2 separate regions of the Homo sapiens genome follow, and region 1 is linked to region 2. The links are chromatin contacts, found by Hi-C or POLR2A ChIA-PET in ENCODE. All regions are on one chromosome and are shown on one strand. The core of a region is the stretch at or near the end of the contact, and the rest is flanking DNA. Distances in the headings are between cores, read along the strand shown. Region 1 overlaps MTMR12 (myotubularin related protein 12). Region 2 overlaps PDZD2 (PDZ domain containing 2).

The links. A loop is a pair of places that touch in the nucleus more often than their neighbours do. ChIA-PET counts read pairs that join two places held with the same protein, here RNA polymerase II (POLR2A). Pooled maps may share reads with other maps.
Region 1: a map with no recorded cell type shows a loop between it and region 2 (3-fold over the local background). The contact joins two enhancer-like sites. A Hi-C loop is called at or near these places in 2 of 37 single-sample maps with no recorded cell type and 3 of 50 pooled maps. POLR2A ChIA-PET finds 5 or more read pairs at or near these places in 1 of 52 experiments (activated T-cell).

The regions. Positions count from the first base shown.
Region 1 is chr5:32,271,240-32,277,268 of GRCh38, reverse strand. It overlaps MTMR12 (myotubularin related protein 12), which reads left to right. Exons shown (of 16, transcript NM_001040446.3): 2 at 527-587; 3 at 3,147-3,289; 4 at 5,364-5,436. Among named protein-coding and RNA genes, the nearest start is that of MTMR12, 39 kb to the left of the region's middle. Within about 2 kb of position 2,553, at least 7 of the 41 ENCODE cell types and tissues checked have a DNase peak (open chromatin) inside an H3K27ac peak, as active enhancers do.
Region 2 is chr5:31,772,113-31,777,726 of GRCh38, reverse strand. All of the region lies in intron 1 of PDZD2 (PDZ domain containing 2), which reads right to left. Among named protein-coding and RNA genes, the nearest start is that of PDZD2, 140 kb to the right of the region's middle. Within about 2 kb of position 2,291, at least 4 of the 41 ENCODE cell types and tissues checked have a DNase peak (open chromatin) inside an H3K27ac peak, as active enhancers do.

The sequences.
Region 1 (6,029 bases), core at 1,304-3,803, 500 kb before region 2:
TTAATACATTAAATATCCATAACTTGGAGTTTTCTGTCTTCCTTTAGTTAGAACACTTCCTGTTTTTAAAAAGTATCTAGCTTGGGCCAGGCATGGTGGCTCACGCCTGTAATCCCAGCACTTTGGGAGGCTGACGCGGGCAGATCACAAGGTCAAGAGATCAAGACTATCCTGACCAACAAGGTGAAACCCCATCTCTACTAAAAATACAAACAATTAGCTGGGCGTGGTGGCACACGCCTGTAGTCCCAGCTACTTGGGAGGCTGAGACAGGAGAATCACTTGAACCTGGGAGGCAGAGGTTGCAGTGAGCTGAGATCGTGCCACTGCACTCCAGCCTGGCAACAGAGTGAGACTCCATCTCAAAAAAAAAAAAAAAAAAAAAAAAAAAAAAAGTAGCTTGTAACATAAACGAAAAGCTCCTGAGGGTATGTGATATTTTAGTGTGTATTCTGAAAGCATGGCTTAATGTTATTCATTTTAAACCCTTAAACAAAGAAAAATATCCTTTGCTCTTCTCTTTTAGGAAATTCACACAAACGAAAAGGAAGTAACAGAGAAGGAAGTAACTCTTCACTTGTTGCCAGGTAACTGTCATGTTAGCATAGTAACTCCTATGCAAGGCAAAGCCAATGATAAATTACATCATCCCTAGCCTTGCTATATTTAAACTCCTTTGTTTTCATCTTCTCACATATAACAGTAATGAATTGAAAAAACATATCAAGGTTTGTAGTTCAATAACTACACACCTGGGTCTGAGTATTACAACATCTGCAAAGAATTTTTCTTGTTTCCTCTTCCCCCAAACTGATGAAAATAAACCTGGAATGTTCTCACTGCTTTCACAAGCAAATGAGGACTTTTTCAGGCCATTCTAATGGCCTCTTCCAGTATGCTGATCCCCAATCTGTAGGGAATTGAGGAAAACAATTCAACTGCTATGGCCTCCCAAGGCAACCATTGGTGGGTGGCTTTACCTCTCAGTCCATACCCACTTGTGCATGTGAGCACGTGTACTGGGGATGCTGGGGTTTACCAGCCTTGGGGCTGCCAGCACTTCGCCCTGCAGTCATTGCGAAGGAGCCTGGATTGGTTAAATATTTTTGAGGTAGAGGACAGTGACTTTAGCTTAAGTTAAGTTTTAGTCATTTCCATGTTCAGGAGTAGTAACTACTTGGTGGTGTATCCTCTCCATATATGGGATATTCTGTGATCCATGTATTTAATTCTTTTTCTACTTTCTTTTTCTTAATTCAAAATAGCTTTTTTAAAATAAGTTCTTTAAGGTACATTTCCCCAAAACAATACAGGCTTTATTCTGTTGCTTTTTATTTTATTCCAGTTTATTGAGGGGATATAAATCTGTGCAAGTTTCTGACTGATCCACGTTATTTGGTAAAAGAATTCTATAACTTTTTTTGATGTTTTTAAATGTCAAAGGCTTTTTTTCTATAGTGATGACTTAAACCTTATCTCCTCTTGTTTTTCTCTTCTTGGTGTTATAGATTCAGAAATTTTATTTTTAGCTTAGCATTATGCATATTCTCCCCCCTCCTGAATTACTTCACAGTCTCATCTAGGTGTGGGTGTGCAGCGGTGAGTTCACAGTTAACTTCTCTGAGCCTAGTTTCACAAACTAGACAAAGATCATTTCTAGCTCCCAACTCTTGTGCTTCTAGACTCTGTGATCTGGTATAAACCAGCTGATTATGGCACAACATGCCATGTTTGCAGAGGGCCTCACCAGGAATGTTGTATTAGCTAGTGCATGCTAATTTCTGGTCGCTAGTACATGAGCATGGGACGGGGCTGGCCTGGTCTTGGGGAGAGCCTCACCATTAAAAGTATTTCACCATTAAAAGTATTGGGAGGTGAAAGCACAGGAAGCCTTGCTTACATGTCTTCCCCCATGGACTTGGCAGAGACACTTTTTCTGGGACTATTTTAAACCCTAATGAGGCCCTGTCTTCATTATTTCCTTCAAACTGTGATCTCTTGAGAGGCTGACCTAGTGACTGAGCCATCTTCCGGTATTTCCTTAGTGTTTCAGCCAGAGGTAATTAACCCCTTGAAAGATGAGAGAACAGCACCATAATATTTGTCCCTTCTGAGTGTCTGAAACTGTTCGTTTTCATATTGAAGGTAGACTAAATAAATTTTGAGCCAAAAAGTAAATTTAAAGACCTTGAAGGAGCTATCAAGTGGGAGATTCCAAGGAGAAGATGGTTATCTGTTGCATGAGAAGAAAAATCCTTTGGGTTTTTTTTGTTGTTGTTGCAAAACATTTATACTTAGTTTTTCATTTCCCCCATAGTCTTCTCTTTTGCCTGCCCCCGTGAGCTCCTCTGCTTCCAGATGGCAGAGAATACTGACCTATTCCCTAATCCTCATCTTTTTGACTGCAAGGAGGGATACTTTCTGTCTCCAGGGGCTGCAGCTTCTCACGTCGGCTGGGTGCTGCAGATGGAGGAGGAGAGGTGACGCATTGAAAGGAAATACGCTTAACTAAGAAAGAGAGGAAACACGTTTTTTCCCCACAAACCTCTGACCTCTGTTTTCCCAGCGTGGAGCCAGAACGAGGGTGGTCATGCTGTGGAAGGCGGCAACACCTCCTGGATCTATGGAAGCTGCCTGGAAGTCCCATGGCCAGGGAGGCACTGTCACTCTCTCTCAGCACTTCCAGTATTAGAAGCTGCCCCCTCTCACAGGAAAGTGGGCTTGGGATCTGCGTTTTTTTAGGGCAGACTGGGGCAAGCCCATCTGTGTTCACTTAGGGTATTGCTTCTATGGAACATCTGCTTGGGTCAAAGTAATGAAAACACTAAGATTTCTGCGTGAAAGTGCAGCTCAGATCATTAGTACCTATTTGGAAATTTCCATTATTCCCAGTGAGAAGATAGAGAAATGTCCTGCACAGAGGTGTATCTGAGCCATTTCAATTTCACTTCTTGGTGGTTTCCACTCTGCCGCATCTTCTCTCTTATGTTTTTGCAGCTCCTGCCATGCTGAAAAGTGTAAAGTTCTAAAGCCCTGTGTTGTATTGTATGTTTGTCCTTATGTAAATAGGGCTGGAAAGCCTTTAGTGTTTGCATATCGTATGTTCCCTGAGAACTCTAAGGAGGACCTGTTTTGGTTTCTACCAGGTGAACAGCTGCTTTGTGAAGCCAGCACAGTACTGAAGTATGTCCAGGAAGATTCCTGTCAGCATGGGGTCTATGGGAGGCTTGTCTGCACAGACTTCAAGATTGCCTTCTTGGGTGATGATGAATCTGCATTGGATAATGATGTATGTATGGGCTGCATTTGGCAGAGTTTGTGGGCAACAGTGTGGTTGTGGTTCCGTTGTCTTTTTTTCCCAGCTTCTCAGTTACTCTACCCCCTAACACACATAAACACAAAGGACAGAAATCCTGAATGTATGAACTGCATTTGGTGAAGTTTGGGGGGAATAGCACAGTTGTAAAATAGCTCTGTTGTCTTTTTTCCCCCAGCTACTCAGTTACTCCACTTCCCATCATCCCCACCCTCCCCACCATCCCACATAAATACACACAAAGGACGGAGTCCTTCTCATCACTGGCCTGCTCTCTGTCGTTCAGGGTCTCCTTTCCGTGGCAGGACCGTTAAGAAATTTCTCACCCGTGCCTCATGTCATACTGGCTTACTTTTGACCTCATGTGTCAACTTTCAATTTTCTTCTGTATTTCAGTGCAATATATATCACTCACTGGAATAACATCTTCCAAATATACTAGTTCCCCACGTTTTCTCTATACTAAGCTCTTCCTTAAACCCAGGAACTGAGTTCAGTAATGAAACCGATGGTGAATGCAGCCTTTGAATTTGGGTTCACTCTGTTTTTGTTTTGTTTTTTATTTTTAATTGTTTTTGAGACAGAGTCTCACTCTGTCATTCAGGTTGGAGTGCTGTGGCGTAGTCGTGGCTCCAGTAATCCTCCCACCTCAGCCTCCTGAGTAGCTAGGACCATAGGCGTGTGACATTCACGCCTGGCTAATTTTGTTATTTTTGGTAGAGGCAGGGTTTTGCCATGTTGCCCATGCTGGTCTCGAAGTTCTGAGCTCAAGAAATCCACCCGCTTTGGCCTCTCAAAGTGCTGGGATTACAGACATGAGCCGCCTCACCCGGCTCACCTTATGTTTAATCTGAACCTAGTAGCAGTAGCCTTGTGAAATTTGTTCCTATTCATGAAGAATGAGCAATCAGGTAAGGAGAGAACTGCCCATACCACTAGGAGAGCACCATATGTTAGTGGAAACCCAACCAAGGCACATCCTGGCCCCAATGTGCCAACTGTCCCAGATCACCCTTGTTTTTTAAACAGCAGCACCAGTACTGCCTCTTCCATCTGGCCTTGGGCTTGGTTCATAGTCCTGTACAAAGAGAGCATTCACCAGAAACTTGAATCTCTTGTTCTTCCTGAAGCTGACTTCAGGTAGCTCTGTCAATCCCCTGTTCACATTTGTGTGGAGAAATGTTAACCTGTACATAACTTCCCCACACTTCTCAAAGTGATTGTGTGTGGCATGGTGGGTTTGCCTAGGAGGGGCCCAGAAATGGCATGTTCTGGACCACGCGCGGTGGCTCTTACCTGTAATCTCAGCACTTTGGGAGGCTGAGGCAGGTGGATTGCTTGAGCTCAGGAGTTCAAAACCAGCCTGGGCAACATGTGGAAATCATGTCTCTAAAAAAACACAAAAATTAGCTAGGAGTGGTGGAGTGTGCCTGTAGTCCCAGCTACTCAGGAGGCTGAGGTGCAAAGTTAGCTTGAGCCTGAGAGGTGGAGGTTGCAGTGAGCCAAGATTGCCCCACTGCACTCCAGCCTAGCCTGAGTGACAGAACTAAACCCTGTCTCAGAATGAATCTCAGGAGCTTTTCTCACATACTTCATCGTCCCTTTTTTAGGAATGTCGCTGCATTTCCCCATTTATTTTTATTTATTTATTTATTTATTTTTGAGACAGAGTCTCGTTCTGTCACCCAGGCTGAAGTGCAGTGGTGCGATCTCGGCTGGCTGCAAGCTCCACCTCCTGGTTTCACGCCATTCTCCTGCCTCAGCCTCCCGAGTAGCTGGGACTACAGGCGCCCACCACCAAGCCTGGCTAATTTTTTGTATTTTTAGTAGAGATGGGGTTTCACCGTGTTAGGCAAGATGGTCTCGATCTCCTGACCTCGTGATCCGCCCGCGTCGGCCTCCCAAAGTGCTGGGATTACAGGTGTGAGCCACTGCACCCGGCCCCCCATTTTTCTTAATATCCAAGTAGAGAATGGTGATTTACTCTGCCTATAAATGTCTAACAGTATGCAGAGGAGTCACAGTTGTTTCCTTTTGAATCTTCTAGGAAACTCAATTTAAGAATAAGGTTATAGGAGAAAATGACATTACACTCCACTGTGTTGATCAGATTTATGGAGGTAAGTATCTGTTTTTCCCTGGGGTGTTGGCAACCTTTGAGAGTATAGGTGATAATGATAATAATATTTTTATGACCATTTATAATTTTTAAAAATTTTTTCACATATATCATCTTGTTTAAATCTGTTTTATAGATGCTAAAATTGAGATGTAAAGTGGTTTATATAAGGTCACTTAGCTAGAGGAGTTTGGACCTGAACTTGGAACCTGTTCTTTTTAATACTTCACACGACACCATTATATGCTAGATGTTGATCAGACTTTTTGATATCAGAGTTAGCTGTGTAGGTTTTACTTTATAGGCTGCTCTGATAAAAAGGTCTGTTGTATTGCATTAAGATGTCTTTTCTGCTGACTAAACAAGCCTCTCCTGCCAAGCCTCTCTCTGTTCCACTTCCGAATGTTTTTGTATTCGGGGCATCTTCAGAAATCATTCAGTGATCATTTATGATGTTCTCCAGACTACTAGGTGCTGAGTGGGTCCACATTCTGGGACAGTAGGGGGTCTCAGCAGGGGTCCTAGCTGTAAACCCAGGAGTTGACTGTCATGAAAGCATGTCTCTAGTCATTTCCCTTTCATCTTTTATAAGCT
Region 2 (5,614 bases), core at 1,042-3,541:
AGTTCTCCAAGTCCCCACCAGATTAGCTAGATACAGAGTGCCGATTGGTGCATCCACAAACCCTGAGCTAGACACAGAGTGCTGATTGGTGCATATACAATCCTCTGGCTAGGCATAAAAGTTCTCCAAGTCCCCACCTGACTCAGGAGCCCAGCTGGCTTCATCTAGTGGATCCCGCGTGGGGGCCATAAGGGCAGAGCTGCCCGCCAGTCCCATGCCACGCACCTGCACCCCTCAGCCCTTGGATGGTCGATGGGCCCAGGCGCCACGGAGCAGGGGGCGGCGCCCGTCGGGGAGGCTCCGGACACGTGGGAGCCCACGGGGTGGGGTGGGGCGAGGGGAGGGGGGCTCAGGCATGGCGGGCTGCAGGTTCGGAGCCCTGCACCGCAGGGAGGCGGCTGAGGCCTGGCGAGAATTCAAGCACAGTGCGGGCGGGCCAGCAGTGCTGGGGGACCTGGCGCCCCCTCTGCAGCTGCTGGCCTGGGTGCTAAGCCCCTCACTGCCCGGGGCCAGTGGCACCTGCCAGCCACTCCGAGTGCGGGCCTGCCGAGCCCGTGCCCACCCGGAACTCACGCTGCCCCGCGAGCGCCAGTGCACAGCCCCGGTTCCTGGCCGCACCTCTCCCTCCACACCTCCCAGCAAGCAGAGGGAGCCGGCTCCAGGCTCGGCCAGCCCAGAGAGGGGCTCCCACAGTGCAGCGGTGGGCTGAAGGGCTCCTCAAGTGTGGCCAGAGCGAACGCCTGAGGCCGAGGAGGTGCTGAGAGTGAGTGAGGGCCGCCAGCACGTTGTCACCCCTCACTAGCATTTTGGGAGGCCAAGGCAGGCAGATCACCTGAGACCAGGGATTCAAGACCAGCCTGGCCAACATGGTGAAACCCTGTCTCTACCAAGAATACAAAAAAAAAATTAACCAAGCAGGGTAGGGTGGCGTGCATCTGCAGTCCCAGCTACTCGGGAAGCTGAGGCAGGAGAATAGCTTGAACCTAGGAGGTGGAGGTTACAGTGAGCCAAGACTGCACTACTGCACTCCAGCCTGGGCGACAGAGCAAGACTCCGTCTCAAAATAAATAAATAAATAAATAAATAAATAAATAAATAAAATAAAAAATAAGGCCAGGCGTGGTGGTTCATGCCTGTAATCTCAGCACTTTGGGAGGATGAAGCAGGCAGATCACGAGGTCAGGAGTTCGAGACCAGCCTGGCCAACATAAGTAACCTGTCTCTACTAAAAATGAATAAATAAATAAATAAATAAATAAATAAATAAATAAATAAAATAAAAACACAATGTATGGGGAGTAGGGTAGGGACCCGAAAGGATGTCTGTGCACTGAGTGAGACCACAGGGCAGGGAGGCAGTTGGAGGACTGTTCCTCATAGCTCAGATGGGATCCAGTGACTGCCTGGATAGGGGAGTGGCAATGGGATGGTGGGGGAAGGGGCTGGCATCTTGGACAATTTCAGAGGCACAGTTAACTGGTCTTGGTGACCACTTGGAATGAGGTTAGTGGGGAAGGGGATAGAGAAGAGGAGGAGTCCAAGATGACCTAGGGAACGGCAGAGACCTAGGGGCTCCGCCAGTGAAGGCCCCTTATTCACACAGGCCTTGTCCTTTGCCTCTTACACTCCAGGAATCTGAGCTTGGCACTCTTGTCAGGACTCCAAACCAGACTTCTTGCCTTTCTGTTCCATTGGCTAGCTTCAGACCTAGTGGGAATGGCCAAGGCTTTCCTTCTTACTGTGACAGTGGACTGCCCCTCCCCCATGTCCACCTAACGCATGCTGGCCACACTCATGAAGCCTTAGTCAAAAACTCCCCATCTAAATCCACAGGGCCCGGGAGAGCCAGGTTTGTTACCGGAAGCTCACAAAGCTCAGCCTCTTTTAAAGCAATTAAAAGCCCAGTGTGGGAGACCTTTGGCACCAAGTTTTTCCACCTACTAGGCTCTCAGCACAGATCTAACAGTCCACCAGCGTTGGAAGGCCAACACGTTACCCTGGAGCCAAGTGGGAGATGACTACACACACACACACACACACACACACACACACACACACACACGCTCTGTGAGTGCAGCTCTCCACTCCCTCTTCCCCTTCCAATTTCCCAAAGCTCCCATTCAACAAGGAAAACATGGATCTGATTATGAGGTTTGACTTGGGCCAAACAGTTGCAGCCCTACTCTCATCAGGCAGACTGGAGTAGGGACAAATTTCCATCAGAAAGGCCAAGGGAAATGAGTGACAAGTATAGAACTGAGCTGGCTGGGCCAAGGAGAAGGAGCTGCAAAGGAGAAAATTGTCTCTATTACGTCAAATCCGTCCTCAGATAATGAACTGCCAAGCCGCCACATGCTTCTGCAGCATCACATTAATCTTTTTTTTTTTTTCAATTACATCTCTATTCCAGCCACCTAATAAAAAAGTGTGGATCCACTCCCCACTCAGACAAGGATCTATGGAACATGAGAAACAGGCAAATTCTAACTAGAGGACAGTATTTACAATCGGTTCCAGATTCCCAAAGGAAAACAATTTTGACTCAAATAAGTAATTTGAGAAAGACAACTTTTGAAAAGTTTAGGCATGAAGACGTTTGTACTATAGCGTGAGGAAGAAAGGCTAATTAGAAAACAAAATGTAGTTGGCAGCCTGCTGGAGTTGGCTCTCGATGTTTCCCAAGAGCTGATTGTTAAAATTTCAGGAAGTTTGCAAGCTGGTTGACATCATGTTGATACTTTGAAACCAGCCATGGTGGGAGTGTTTACACCACAGAAATTGGCAAATGCTACAAATCAGGATGGCCCCTCCCTGCCAGCCATTTGTTAAACATTTAACAGCACACTAAGGAGTATGATCCCTTTCCATTTTTAAAGTTCTATTTATATACACATTGGTGTATGTGTAAAAAGTCAGGAAGTAAAATAGCTAAAACATTAAAACACTAACTGTTTTCATTCTGGGTGGTAAGACTAACAAGCAGTTTTTTGGTTTTTGTTTTTTTTTTGAGAGGGAGTTTTGCTCTTGTTTCACAGGCTGGAGTGCAAAGGTGGTGTGATCTTGGCTCACTGCAACCTCTGCCTCCCAGGTTCAAGCGATTCTCCTACCTCAGCCTCCCAAATAGCTGGGATTACAGGCGTGCACCACCACACCCGGCTACTTTTTTTGTATTTTTAGTCGAGATAGGGTTTCACCATGTTGGTCAGGCTGGTCTCGAACTCCTGACCTCACGTGATCTGCCTGCCTCAGTCTCCCAAAGTGCTGTGATTACAGGTATGAGCCACCACACCTAGCCACTAACAAGTAGTTTTTATCTTCTTTGTTTTCTTTTTTCTACAGTGAACCTGTATTCTCTGCACAATGATCAACTTTTTGGCAAAGGGGGTGGTTTCTTTCCCTTCTGAGCTCTGATTCACACCTTTCCTCATCTTTCTTTTATCTACTCCTGCCCTGGCCTCCCAGGTTTTTACCCTCTGTGTAGGGTGGTGCTCAAATCTGAACTACCCACCTACCCACAGGTCAAGTAGAACTCTGGGAAATAAGAACGGGTGAGCAGATGCCAGGCTCCAGGAAGACACAGCCCCAGCTCAGCCCACACCAGGCTTAGGGCTGGGGTGAGCTGGCTTCTGGACCTCTGCTCTGGGCATAAAGCTGTTATTGGTGATTTAACAAAGGAGGGATGAACAGCTGGGGAGAATAGGAGTCACTGCCCAGGTCACCCTGGGACTCTGTGGCTGGAACACCATTCCTCTAGGTGTCGACATCGGTTTTCACCAGCTGCATGCTAGCTATTCCTGATGTCTGTAAAGCGGGTAGATCACTCTCAACACTCTTCCATCTATGATCTCACTGTATCCTTGCCATGATTGGGTGCTCTCCCAATTTAACAAATATGTAAACACGGTCCCAGAGAGCCCAAGTGACTTGTCTAAAGTCACACAGCCAGGAGCTGAGCTGGGACAATAATCCAGGTATTAATACTGAATTTCAGGCTTTTTTTCCACTAGACTGTCTCCCTCTCTCTGTCTCTCTCTCTTTCTAGGTAGATAAATCAATATATCTAAATAAATATTTTTTGAGACAGAGTCTTGCTCTGTCACCTAAGCTGCAGCGCTGTGGCATGGCCTTGGTTCACTGTAACCTCTGCCTCTTGGATTCAAGCGATTCTCCTGCCTCAGCCTCCAAGTAGCTGGGACTATAGACATGCGCCACCATGCTTCACTAATTTTTTTTTTTTTTTTTGTATTTTTAGTAGAGACAGGGTTTTGCCATGTTGGCCAGGCTGGTCTCGGGCTCCTGACCTCAAGTGTTCCACCAGCCTTGGCCTCCCAAAGGGCTGGGATTACAGGCATGAGCCACCGCGTCTGCCTTTCACTAGACTATATTGAATACATCATAAGACCCCAAATTTCTTGCTGAATAGTTAGAATGAAACTTGAGCTCCCATTGTCTCATGATTAAATAAGTCTAGGAGCTTTTTTGAGTAAAGGAAAGGGGCTACTAGCCCCAAGTTGACTTGGTTTTGGAACCAGTTTATGGTCTCTGCAGGAAAGTAAATAAAATTCTATCTTGTTTTTTCCTACTTCCTACATGCTCCCTGTACCAACGACTTTTGACTGTCGGGTGAATGTTGGTGTTACAGACATGTTGCTTCTCAATGGCTTTCACTTCCTAATCCCATAGACTGTGACTCTCAAGAACTACATGTTGCCTCCAAAGTCCTCTGTCTCACATGAACATGAGAAAGCCGGGACAGGAGGGGCTTTCTGACACTCCATGGAACCTTCTCAAGCAGACAGTGAGCAACACGTGTGTCTATACCATATAGTCCAGCTTCAATCAATGGTCTCCTTGCTCCAGTTACTCAGTTGAGCTGCAGAAACTTCTGGTTGGTCTGTGATTGATGGAAAGGCCTGATTCTGTGCAGATGTAATTCTTCTAAAAACAGGAGGTGCCCTCCAGGCACAAATGTCTAGGAAACCATGAAAATAAAAAGGCAGCACTGATTCCAAAGTCTTGTTGACCAAACTTTTAAGATAGAAATTTAAAATTTATCCATTCTAGTATATTCTAATGTTGCGTCTGGAAGGTCAAGGAACCACCTAGATCCGTAAGACAGGGGCCAAGTGGTTGGAGTTGAGGTGCCAGTTAGAAACAAATGCTTGTTCCTTGGTGCCAAAAAGGAGAACTAGCACTCAAAGAATTTTCTCAGGAAGGCAATTTTACTTCCACAGAAGGGTGCAACTCGCGGATGGGGCAATGGCGAGAGCACACCTGAACAACAGAGGGGAAGGGGTTCTTATTCCTGATGCAGGTAGCCCCTACTGCTGTGTTGTTCTCCTGTTGGCTAGGGTTGGACCACACAGTCTAAGCTAATTCCTATTGGCTATTTTAAAGAGAGCAAGGGTATGACCCAGAGTGGCGGGGTGAGCAGTTTGGCAGGAAAGACGGTTATAGAACAGGTAACTGAAGGTGACTTAGGTCAGAGCAGGTGACCAGGATGAGTTAGGATGGAGCTGGTGACCCGGGAAACAGATGTGAACTACTGATTAAAACTGGTGGAAAAGGTTGTTTACTCAAACTACGAGGAAGTTAAACTTCAAAATGGAGGACA